Linked DNA regions of Homo sapiens: region 2 is linked to region 1. The links are chromatin contacts, found by Hi-C or POLR2A ChIA-PET in ENCODE. All regions are on one chromosome and are shown on one strand. The core of a region is the stretch at or near the end of the contact, and the rest is flanking DNA. Distances in the headings are between cores, read along the strand shown. Region 1 overlaps ZDHHC14 (zDHHC palmitoyltransferase 14). Region 2 overlaps ZDHHC14 (zDHHC palmitoyltransferase 14).

The links. Hi-C counts contacts between places; a loop is a spot of excess contacts on that map. ChIA-PET counts read pairs that join two places held with the same protein, here RNA polymerase II (POLR2A). Pooled maps may share reads with other maps.
Region 2: a loop to region 1 is called in a map with no recorded cell type, with 4 times the contacts of the local background. The contact joins two enhancer-like sites. A Hi-C loop is called at or near these places in 1 of 168 maps with a recorded cell type or tissue (B cell), 10 of 37 single-sample maps with no recorded cell type and 4 of 50 pooled maps. POLR2A ChIA-PET finds 5 or more read pairs at or near these places in 4 of 52 experiments (B cell, HepG2, Panc1 and 1 more).

The regions. Positions count from the first base shown.
Region 1 is chr6:157,608,989-157,615,293 of GRCh38, reverse strand. The region is part of intron 3 of ZDHHC14 (zDHHC palmitoyltransferase 14); the gene reads right to left. Among named protein-coding and RNA genes, the nearest start is that of MIR3692, 83 kb to the right of the region's middle. Within about 2 kb of position 1,958, at least 10 of the 41 ENCODE cell types and tissues checked have a DNase peak (open chromatin) inside an H3K27ac peak, as active enhancers do; they include B cell, where a contact is called at or near this core.
Region 2 is chr6:157,555,806-157,561,830 of GRCh38, reverse strand. The region is part of intron 2 of ZDHHC14 (zDHHC palmitoyltransferase 14); the gene reads right to left. Among named protein-coding and RNA genes, the nearest start is that of MIR3692, 30 kb to the right of the region's middle. RefSeq lists enhancers at 1-16, 294-423, 4,327-5,112, 4,811-5,120. Within about 2 kb of position 4,775, at least 5 of the 41 ENCODE cell types and tissues checked have a DNase peak (open chromatin) inside an H3K27ac peak, as active enhancers do; they include B cell, where a contact is called at or near this core.

The DNA of each region.
Region 1 (6,305 bases), core at 709-3,208:
GGAGCTCTAAATACAGTGTGCTGTTTTTGTTTCTTGTTGTTCACATAAAGCTGCAAGCACTTCACTGAGTCACTGCAGTCCAGTCAGCAGGTCCTTAATTACTTTTCTCAACAAAGGCACTCAAAAGAACAGGCAAAGTTCTACCAGTTAGGACCGGCTATGGAATGTCGGGGGCCCGTGGCAAAATGAAAATTTGGGGCAGCTGCTTAAAAATCATTAAGAATTGGCCGGGCACAGTGGCTCATGCCTGTAATTCCAGCACTTTGGGAGGCGGAGGTGGGTGGATCCCCTGAGGTCAGGAGTTTGAGACGAGCTTGGTCAACATAGTGAAATCCCACCTACTAAAATTACAAAAATTAGCCAGGTGTGGTGGCGGGCACCTGTAATCCCAGCTAGCTGGGAGGCTGAGGCATGAGAATCGCTTGAACCTGGGAAGCAGAGGTTACAGTGAGCCAAGATTGCACCATTGCACTCCAGCGTGGGTGACACAGTGAGACTCTGTCTCAAAAAAAAAACAAAAAAAAAACATGAAGAGTTTCAAGCTGGAGAGAGCAGAACACGAAGTCCATCTGGGGCCCCGTGTGAGGAAGCAGGTCACACACTGGTGACCCCGGCCCTGCTAACTGCCATAGTGTTACGGCCTGGGAATGTGATTTTCCCATTTGTGGCAGATCGATGTCTAGCGATTCCATGGGGTTTTCTGAGAGGATTTATAGAGAGTTTTTCTAAGAACATCACACAGTGAGGAAGTTGTGATTTCCTCGGAGTTAAGGCCTAGTCAACAGCCCCTTCTCTATGGAGAGCCTTGGGGCTTTTCTTCCCCTTGAACTACAGCAGTTAGACCTATGTCTGTTTTATATATTGAGTTTCCTCATTACTTTTCATTTTCTAAAATGGATCACTGCTTACATCAACCAAAAAAAAAAAAAAATCAGTCAGCTAGTAAATGTGGTAAAGTTGACTGTAAATCAGTCAGCTAGTAAATGTGGTAAAGTTGACTGTAATTTTTGTGAGCAGCTGTGAGTGAAGTTCCTGGAGGTGGGGCTGCTCCCTTATGAAACACCACACAGTGGGGCACTGTTGATGGGATGTAGGACTCTATGGCACAGGACTTGAACTTGGGTCCTGGCCTTTTGCACTCCCCGCCCCCCCATCCCCCCTACCAAGAGCTGCGGTGTCTTCACCCAGGTGCACCAGCCAGCGGTGGGGGGGCTTGCCAAGAGCTGCCATTTTCTAGCCTGGGCGAGGCTGACTGGGTGAAGGTGTGATGGGAACAAGTTTACCAAGGAAGAAGGATATAATATCAGGGAGACCACGAGAGGAAGAGTCAGCAAACACTAAAACTGTCAGCCCTTTCAATACTATTTTCCAAGAGTATCAGAAACTGTTTATAGCCTCCAGGGCAACCGTTCTTAGACTTTTTTTTTCATTCCTTACTGGTTTAAAACTCTGATGACAGCTATGGATCCCTTCACTCTCGTGCACTCACACATTTTAGGTACAATTTCCCGAAGCCTATTCCTAGGCCCCAGGTTAAGAATGGATGACCTATCAGGTTAGTTCACAGAAACTGAAATAACTTATTTCAGATGATGAGATGGATGGGCTGCCTACTGCTCCAACAAGGCTGCTTGAAATGATTTATTTCAACCAGAATTTAAAACTGAGCTGTTCTAAGAAGGCAGGCCAACAGGTGCCTATCGTGTGGCATGCTAAATGTGCCATCCCCAGGGTCCCGGAGGTATACAACCTAAAATCCCAGCCCCAGGCAGGCTGACACCCTGGGCTAACCCCGGCATAAGTCAATGGAATCCTTGGCCTACTCAGAAGGAGCTACTCTAATTACGCTTTATTCCAGGATTTCTTAAACTAAGGGTTGTGATCAAATAGTGAGTCATGAAATTGATTTAGCTGGTCATGACCAGCACTAAAAACAAACAATAAAATAGAAAGTATCAAGGCATCTTCTGTTGAGAAAGGCAAGCACTGTTTCATGCCTTTTATGTGCATCTCTGTGCACTGGATCCCAGTAGAAAATGTATTTCCTACTGTGAGTTGCTGTAAAACACAAAAAGTTTGAAAGCTACTGTTTTATTCGAATTTGTAGGAGGCACACGTGAGGCCCTCCGATATCTGTTGAGTAGATAAATACACGTGTAGGTTGCGTCAGTCACAGACCTAAAGACACCATGAGTCATTTTCAGTGATGGCATTTCCACCCTCCCAGAACTGTGCAAGGATTACTAGCTCTTGATCAGACTTAATTTTTTTTAAATGATCATTTCTCTTGGAGTCTGACATTTTAAAATTTGTGCTTCTGGTAGGTTTGAGGGTGAAGGATATGGGTTTCATTTAGTTTAGATTGGGTGCCCGAGGCTTTTTTTTTCCCCCCAGTTGAGAACACTAACCTCATCATAGGGCCAAAAAAGCAATATACTTTTTTTTTTTTTCTCTAAGAGAGAAGACTACGATGGAGACATGAAGGTAGATACAGCAAGAGGAGCATCAAATTCTCTTTTTCTTCTTCCCTCCCTTCTCTCCTTCAGTAAATACTAACTGAGCAGCTGCATGCCAGTCAAGGAGTTGGCTGCTGGGAATACAGTAAGGGAAACTGACACAGGCCTGGCCTCTTGAAGCTTACCCAACTGTGGGCAGAGACATCGGCCACTCGAGTCCACACATCCCCAGTGTATACCATGACAACCCTGGTCAGAGCTATGAAGGAAGCATACAGAAAGCTATGGGAAGTGTGTGCAGTGGCAGGCTTCCCTGAGGAGCCCACGCCTGAACATCTCCCTGAAAGATGAGCAGGAATTAACAGAGAGGAACCAGAGGAGACCTCGGGGCTGGAGCCCAGGTGGCATGCAGGACTACGGTGCAAGCCGAGAGAGGTGGGTCTTGTATACTAGGTTAAGGATTTTGGCCTCCTTCCCATAGTGATGAGATTCTGTTTGGAAACGGTCACTCTGATGTCAGCATAGAGGCTGGATTAGATGAGGAGCAGAGTGGATGGTGGGTGTCCTCCGAGAGACCTTTGCACAGTTAAAGTGAGAGATGATGGCGGCTTGCAGCTGGCCGAGGCAGTGCACAGAAGGAAAGGGATGAAGTGGTTTAAGCTGGGATCCACCTAGTAAGCAAACTGTACAGAGCCTGGTGATGGATTAGGTGAGCAGGGTGTGGCAGAGAAAGGAGTCGGTAGGACCCTCACGTCTGTGTAGCCTGTGAATGGGGCTGGCCCTCAGCAAGGTGGGGGGTCACTGGGGAAAGATGATTTGGGGTGCTTTTATCTCCCCAAGTGGACATGTCCAGCGGGAAGCTGCATATGCATGTCTGGAGCTCTGAGGAGAGGTCTGAGCTAGAGACATAAGCCTGGCAGAAAGAGAGACTCCGGAAGGCAAAAGGAGCAAGACACAGGTATAAACACACACTCGTCAGAGCCACAAAGCCAAGAACCACACACACACAAAAGGGACGGAGCCGGTCAAAAAGATGCACAAACAGGGAAAGTCAGATGAACAGAGACAGACTTTCATGAAGCAATCGCTTGTGGCTTTTCTGGGTATGGAAGAAATATATTTTTCAAGCTAAGTTGCAGTTTGACAATTCCAGGCAGAAATAAGGTGAGCACTTGGCCAGAGTCCACCCTCCCTTGCTGGATCGTCTCCAACCTGCAGGCACACATCTACCTTTGCCTTGGAAGAAGGTCTCTTTGCACTGGGCACTGACACTGCAGTTGAGTATCACTGACAAAGCCAGAACAGGATGAAAATGTGCCCGGGAGGCCCCAGAAATTCTGTTGTTGAAGCTTTCCTATTGGCCAGGGATGCTCTCTCCAAAAAACTGTATTAGACATGTAATCTCACTCTTTTGTCATAAACAGTTTCTAAATAAATGCACAGAATAAAAAAGACGTGATACCTTAAAAAATTTACGTTAGACGCATTATTTTACATCAGAATCCTCTATCAAAGCACTTTTTAAAAGTACACATATTGGCCAGGCGCGGGGGCTCATGACTGTAATCCCAGCACTTTGGGAGGCCGAGGTGGGCAGATCACCTGAGGTCAGGAGTTTGAGACCAACCTGGCCAATATGGTGAAACCCTGTCTCTACTAAAAATACAAAAATTAGCTGGGCATGGTGGCGCGTGCCTATAGCCCCAGCTACTCGGGGAGGCTGAGGCAGAAGGATGGCTTGAACCCGGGAGGTGGAGATTGCATCACAGCACTCCAGCAGACAGAGCAGGACCCTGTCTCAAAAAACAAAACAAAAACAAAAACAAACAAAAATGTGCATTTATTCATGGCTCCCAGTCTTACACGAGCATATTTGACAGAAGTCTCCAGAAAGTCCCACAGGGCCGACCAGGCAGTGATTCTGCTTCCTGTGGCAGTTCTATTTCTCATTCTACACTTATAAATTGGCACTCTGATTACGAATTGGCTGCCCAGGCAGCTTGATACCAGGCAGAGAAGCGGCTGGCTTTGCCTGGTGAGAGAATGCTGGCCCCTGTGACAACGTTGGTCCTGCAGTCATCTGTTGAAAATGAACAAATCTGCATTCTGGCTTTCTGCATTCAGGATGAGAGCTCGGACAACATGGGTCTGTCCACAAGCTCCAGTCCTCCAAGTCCAACATTGAGACCAAGGCCGCTCTGTGGGCCAACGCTGCCTCTCCTTCTTGGAATGTGTAGCCCCTCCCTCCATCCTGACCTCCAGGGGCTGTTGAGACTCTCAGGAGTGACCGACAGGAACCTGAAATGTGGAGCCTGTTGAGATAAAAGGAGGCTCTGCAGAACTTCATGGCAGAAGGGTAGTTAGTTTCTACTTCAGGTGTAGATTCTTTTTTATTTTTATTTTTTTGAGACGGAGTCTTGCTCTGTCACCCAGGCTGGAGTGCAGTGGCCTGATCTCGGCTCACTGCAAGCTCCGCCTCCCGGGTTCACGCTATTCTCCTGCCTCAGCCTCCCGAGTAGCTGGGACCACAGGCACCTGCCACCGCGCCTGACTAATTTTTTGTATTTTTAGTAGAGACGAGGTTTCACCGTGGTCTTGATCTCCCGACCTCATGATCCGCCTGCCTCGGCCTCCCAAAGTGCTGGGATTACAGGTGTGAGCCACTGCGCCCAGCCCAGGTGTAGATTCTTGACTCAGGTCGTGGGTGGGATCTGCCCAGTTCAGCTGTCTGTGAATATTTAAGGTGGTTGGGGGTCACTGCGTGGGCCTCTATGATGCCAACAAAGGACTCCCCTGGGATGGCCTGCAGCCCCCTCTGTGATGAACTTCAATGATTCACCCCACAAAGTCAGAGGCAAAATTTCCAAAAAGTATGTTGTGAGATTACTCCCCAGTTCTTTGTCCCCAAGGAGTTGTTGCTACTTTAAGGCAGGCCTGGGTGAGCAGACCCTGATCCAGGCTGGATCTGCCTCTGGGTCCCACTGCTTGTTCCCCTTGACACTTTGGGCTCTTCTTCCAACTCCACTGGCTTCAGCCCCTGCACAGAGCCCCTTCAAGCATTCCATTGCTGTCCACCGGCTCTCCTGAAGGGCTTGCTTACTCCTTGGGCCACCATCTGCAAGCTCAGTGCCCGGCCACCTCCTCTGGTCCCTATTCTGTGACCCCACAAGACAGGGAAAGACACTCACTGCTCAGAGCAGAATGGAAGATGGACTCCCCACTTGTGGCACATGATGGCACTTCTTATTTAAGACCCTCGAGCAACCTACCTCACTCAACACAAAACTCTTCCTGCTCTTTATGACGTTGCTTTGTAAATTGTAGATCACCGGGCAAAAGAGAGAGATGATGATGGGAAGACATTCTGGATAAAGGGAGCATCCTGAGTGCCCTGGCAATCATCCTCAGCTGTTCCTGGAGTGGCCATCACCCTACACAAAGCAGCTTCTCCTTCAGGGCCAGCCGTGGACTTCTCTGCCCAGTGCAAGCTGCCCTCGGCTCCTTCTAAGGCCTCTCCTGTCCAGTGCCATTGCTGCTACATCCATTTCCCACCTCTCGCTTTCCCTCCAGGTGCGCACCTTTTGACACAGGCAGTGCTCAGCTCTGGCTCTTTGGAGCTGATCCCACTGTTTCGAGGTCCTCATGTTTATTTTAGGCTGCCACAGATCAACTTCTGGACCAAGAACCCAAGGGGTCCAGGTAGTTACACTGAATTACATACTTTACAGACTCAGGTCACCAAGCCATGATCCACTTAAAATATGTGAACTCTACTTTTCCTTAAAAGCATTACTTGGTAGCATGGGGAAAAAACCATGCTCTCAGGAACCAGAGGGGTCAAGCACTCTC
Region 2 (6,025 bases), core at 3,526-6,025, 56 kb after region 1:
AAAAAATAGCCGGGTGTGGTGGTGCACACCTATAATCCCAGCTACTTGGGAGGTGGAGGCAGAATCACTTGAAACCAGGAGGTGGAGGTTAAAGTGAGCCATGATCACGCCACTGCACTCCAGGCTGGGTGACAACAGTGAAACTCCATCTCAAATAAATAAATAAATTCAACTCAACAATTCAAGAGGTCTGGGTGAGAGCACCTGCTCTGTGCCAGGTGTGCGTGTATAGTTTCTGTTTCCTAATTATAAACTGAGGGTGGCTGCTTTGTCATTTTTGTCCCCCATGTGTATCTGAGCGCCGGGACAGCAGGTCTCACATGCGCGCCCGTCGGACACTCTACCTGCTGAGTCAGAATTTCCAGGGGAAGGTGCTCACTTGTATATGTATACATTTTATTACTGAAAATAATACACACGGTAAGAAAAAAAGCAAGCAGGTAAACATTTCCAACCTCCACGGGATTCTATTCTGCACTACGATGGCAGCCTTCAGCCTAGACCGTGTCCTGGCACGTGCCAGCTGCTCAGCAGGTGTTTGATGAAAACTCAGCATGGCCTCTGAGCTTTGTCCCTGGCCCTGACCCCAGCAAGGCATGCTTCTTCCACACACGGGATAGATTGTTTTCAATGAAGCAGAGTGAATGTCGTTCTCAGGTGTAGTTGCAAGAAGCCACACTCAGCAATGCTCTCTGAGGCGATTTCCAATAAAGGACCGCCTTGCACAGGGCAGCTAACACCCCCACGCTCTGAGGACCTGGGCTCCCCGAAATGTCCTTCTGCACTCTGCATTTAAATGCTGACTATTTTTTGGTTTTAGTTTCTTATGGGCTTCCATTCCAAACAACTCATTACAGTCTTGTTCAATTTCTTCTTTCTCATGTTCTAGTGGGTTCGTGATTAGACACGCCACGCCTCATAATGTTGTGCTTGGATAAGCAATCTGCTATTTTCACAGCTTCTTCAGGTTAATGCATCCGTTCCTCATAATGCTTCTGTGAGTCAGGCAAGGCCGTGGGATCCCATTATCCAGATGAAAACACAAAGCCCCTAGAGAGAATTCGTGATTTGCCAAGGCCAAGGCAATGAGTAAGAAGTACTGCTTAATAAATGTTTGCTGAATGCATATCTATTAATGCTAGAGTTTATGTAATGACATTTACTGATTTTTTTTCTTCTAATTATAAAGGTAACACATGCTCATCATAGGGAATATCAGAAACGTACAGAGAAAAAAACTAAAATTACTTGCCAGTCCAATCACAAAAAAAAACTTGTTTATATTTCCTTATAATTCCTATATATATTAAGATCCCAATGTACATCCAATTTTGTATTTTGCATATTTTCATTGAAATTGTATAAGGATAACTTTTATAAGCCATTAGATATCTTTGATATCAATATTTTAAGACGTTCTAACAACGTGGCGTTTACAGAAGCAGATTGCAAAGGTGATTCACGAGGACGTGGTGGTTGGCCATCTCTCTGGGATAAGTGGTCTTCAGCCGGGCACCTGCTGCCCCACAGGCTTTTGAAGAAGGTGTACTGTAGCTGTTGTGTAGGCAACTGATGTGGCAACAGTCGGCCCCGCTTCCTGGCTGACACGCTCTTCTCCAGGACAGCTTTGCTCCCCAGCAAGTGCAGCAAAAATTCACTCCAGAATCAGTCACTTGCCTCTTTCCGTGGGCATGACTTTAGAGCCATTGGCTTTAGAGCTGAGTTGGCCACCACCCTGTGCCTGCATGAGTGGAAAGGTATAGTGTAATTCATCATAGACGTATAGTGTAATTCGTGTATCCATTTCCCTCCTGGTATGCATAGAAATTGCTTCTACTTCCTTTACACTATTATAAATAACTCTATCATGAACATCTTCATGTTTATTTTCAAGTAAGGTTTCTATTTTGCTCCCTGCAGCCCTGTCCATGGGGGCCTATTTCAACTTCTTTCACAGTGAATTTTTTCCATCATTTTATTATTTTGGTTCTTCATGTTTATTTCTAAAACTTGACACAATGTAGAAAGACAGCTCCTAATTCTCTCTCTGTAAATCCAGACGTTTCAGAGCTTTCCTTCCAGACTCTTTTCTGGACAAAACATTTATAATGGGTCCAACTCCAAAATAGTATTCATGACAACCTGGAGCTTGAAGTGGGGAAAAACAAAACAGTGAAAACAATGAATGGAGTATGTCTTTAACTGAGAATGAGAAGAAGTGCCAGGAAACATGAGCATGCTGTTATTCCAGGAAGATGCCCTTCAAGATGGCAGGGTGGCTGGGCTCTCCTTGGGAGACCTGAGGGCAGTTCCAGCTTGAGCGGATTCTTTCCACTCATGCAGGCACAGGGTGGTGGCCAACTCAGCTCTAAAGCCAATGGCTCTAAAGTCATGCCCACGGAAAGAGGCAAGTGACTGATTCTGGAGTGAATTTTTGCTGCACTTGCTGGGGAGCAAAGCTGTCCTGGAGAAGAGCGCGTCAGCCAGGAAGCGGGGCCGACTGTTGCCACATCAGCTGCCCACGCAATAGCTACAGTACACCTGCTTCAGAAGCCTGTGGGGCAGCAGGTTCCCGGCTAAAGCCCACTTGTCCCAGAGAGATGGCCGACCACCACATCCTCGTGAATCACCTTTGCAATCTGCTTCTGTAATCACCATCAGTCTCTCTGTAGTCATAATTGTCAAAGTGTGCAAATAGTTATTAAAATATTGATTAAAGAAAACCAACAACCATTTATCATCATGGAAGAGTGGTTGTTAACTGCTTTTATCTCGGCAGAGCTTCATGGGGAGCTTGAAAAAGCTCATTGTTTGTGTGTTTTGAGCTGTAAGAGTTGGGAAGTGTGATTAGACTCAAAGGGCTCACTTTCATTTGTATTAGAGAGCTGGGGGGAAATCCACCCTCCGAGGTTGGGGGCTGAGCAGCTGTGCCTGCAAGTCCTGCTTCCAGATGCTTCTCCCCTAGAAAGTTCCTACAGCAGGGAAGAGGAATCTCTGATCTACATTACTTGAACTTTGTTTTATTGTTTGTTTGCTTTTTTTTTTTTACCACCAAAGTTCACTTGGTGATTTTTGCAAAATGCCATCCCAATCATTTTTGTTTTAGTAATGACTCCTTACAACCACCCTGTGCACTGTCAAGTGGAAAAACAGAATCATAAGGGCCTGAAATGAGGATCCCAAACAGAAGACATAAAACCAAAAACACAATTCTGAGTCTTTCATTGCTTTTGCCTGAATCCAATCTTTCTTTACTGATGGGCCATTGCTTTTCTTATATTAGAAATTCCTCCTCTCCACAAAATTGGATTCCATGTTTGCACCAGAGTCATTAGTTTTGTTTTCCTCTAGACTTGGTAACAGCTGGGTGTCAGCCCTCTCGATTGGCTACTCTTGTCACTGAACGGCCTACCTGTGGGCGCTCTGGGTGATCCATGGCTCTTGAACAGTTTCCCTGTGTAATGCAGACTAGCCAGGTCAGAAATGAACCATCAGAATACCAGGCATCTGTCAAAAGGGGATCAGGGGGACATGAATGTCACCTGGCTCAGAGTAATTATCAGCCATTTCTGGGAATGGCAGCATGTCGGTTGAGGAGTTTAGATCTATGCTGTCCAAGGTGCTGGCCACTGTCTGCAGGGGGCTCTTGGGCACACATATTGTGGCTAGATCTCAAAGATTTAGTACAAAAAAAGAGAATGTAACATATCTCAATACTTTAAATATCTTTACATATTGATTACTTTTCAAATGATCATACTCCCAATAACTGGGCTAAATAAAACATACTATTAAAGTGAACTTCACCTGCTTCTTTTTACTATTATACAGTGGCTGCTGGAAAATTTACCATGTGTGGCTTGCATGTGTGGCTCACATTATAGACTACTGGACAGCGCTGGCTTGGCCAATCAAAATCATTCATTGGAAATCAGGGGAAATTCACTATTTATCCCAATAAGGGTGACGGAAGTGAGAGCAGTCCCCAGTACTCTGCCCGGATTGCACAGCATGGGCCTCCCACAGGGGAGTGGCCGCCATTCCTTTGCTAGTCTATTTGCTTGGGAGCACTGAGCTGAGAGCCATCTATTGCTCACACTCCTCTCAGTGGTTACAGAAATGAAACGAGGAAGTCTGCAGATAGCAATGGACCCAGCTGACAAGAGGTGGACCACAAACCCCTTCCTTGTCTTGAAGTTATTCTTAGAGCTAAATTTGCAAATAAGGACAACCAAAGTCTTGCCCCTAAAATAACGTTTTGTTTTCATCTCATTCTTCCATCTAACGCATGCTGGACACATCTAACCAACGACTCACCTCTGCCGAATGTGAAAATCAACTGTGCACTTTCTGTCCATGTCTATAAAATCCATATATATTATAGGATGAGCCATTGGAGACTAAAATCCTAACATGGCAAAAGTCAAGTTTCTTTTCCCTTCTATCAGAACAGGCACCCCTACCAATCCTGACGCCTGGCAGAACCCTCCCAGAGCCACCAGCCTGGCACAGGTCCTCTGCCCGCCCGTGGTGCTGGCCCTGCCCCTCTGTTTAATTTGGCTGCAATTTCCCACTCTGCCCTGACCTAGTCACCACTAGCAAATCCTCCTCTCCTGCTACAGCGTGCGAGAGGCTGTGCTAGGCCCGCAGGTGCAATATTTCATGTCATTCTCCGAGCAGCCCGGCAGTTCAGGTGGTGCTATTTTGCCCCTGGTTCAGAGAAGGTGACTGCAGCTGGAGGGCTGAGCGGCCTCCCCAGGACACAGCCCGGAGTGGCATGGTCTGGTCCAGGCTCTCGGCCTTTCCCTCGTGGAGAAAGAGGACTGAGTCCTCCCTCAGTGTCTCTTGGAGGGATCCCTCTGCGCTCCAGTTCCCTGATACAGGCCTGGCCTCATCTCTAACCCGAGCCCCTCAGTGCCCGCAACTCTTCCTCCTCATCAGCCCCACCTCTCACTGGCTTCTCCACCAGAGTCAGCACTCTTCAGCTCGCCTGGAACCCGCCCGGGCCTGTCCTTCAGCTGGTGGCAGCCATCTCTTCCCCTTTCTGTCCCCACCTGTCACTCTGCTCCAGCCTTTGCTTCAACACCAGCCTCGTGTCCCCTGTTCCAGCCCCGGGGCCTCGGCTCTGAGCTGTCTCCCTGGACTCCATCTCTGGCTTTCTTGTTCAGTCTCACTCTGTACGTGCTCCTGACTGTGCTGTCAATTAGGGTAGGCATTTGTATTCCTTTCAAACCTTGTTTGACTGCCTGGATTCGAGACCCGTTCCGCCTGCTGGCGACAGGAGCTCCATCCCCTGGCACTGCCTTAACCCCTACCAAACAGCACAGTGAGGGCATGAGCTCAGCGGCCAGGCAGGCCTTTGAGCTGTGCTCTGCTGATTACTAGTTGAGAGGCTTTGGGAGTTACTCGTCCTTTGCGTGCCTCAGTTTTTCCAGCTGTAAAGTGGGAATCACAGTAGCCTCTGGCTTAGAGGGCTGCCGAGAGGACTGATGGGCATGTGGAACACACACACATGGGGCCCGGGGACAGCGAGCGCTGTGGGGTGCTGGCCATCCCCCCTTCCCACCCTCCACCCCCCACCCCTGTCCTCTCTGCTGGCTCTGCTTTCCTGCCTGCTGACGCCTGCCTTGTGCAGCTATGACCCACCACAACACGAACCAAATCCACTAATTACTCCGAGTACGCCACGCTTGGCAGCTGAAGACATCTAGCTGGGGTCCCCATATTTTCCTGTTCAGTCGCTAGTTTGTAAAATAACACCTCCCTTCTCCTGGTCTCTGCCGCCCCGCATCCCAGTACCGCCTCCTCCGGCCATTCATGGCCTGCGTGTCTTGTGAATCCAGCGTGCATCTCTGTCCTCCAGAGGCCTCCCGTGATTAATCCCTCCTGATCCCCTCCTAGGCGGACGGTCCCTTCAGCCCTCACAAATTCAGTTCACATTACAGCAGTGGTTCTCTACTGGGGGTGACTTTGTGCCCAAGGGGACATTTGGCAATGTCGGGAGATAATTTTTTTGGCACAATTC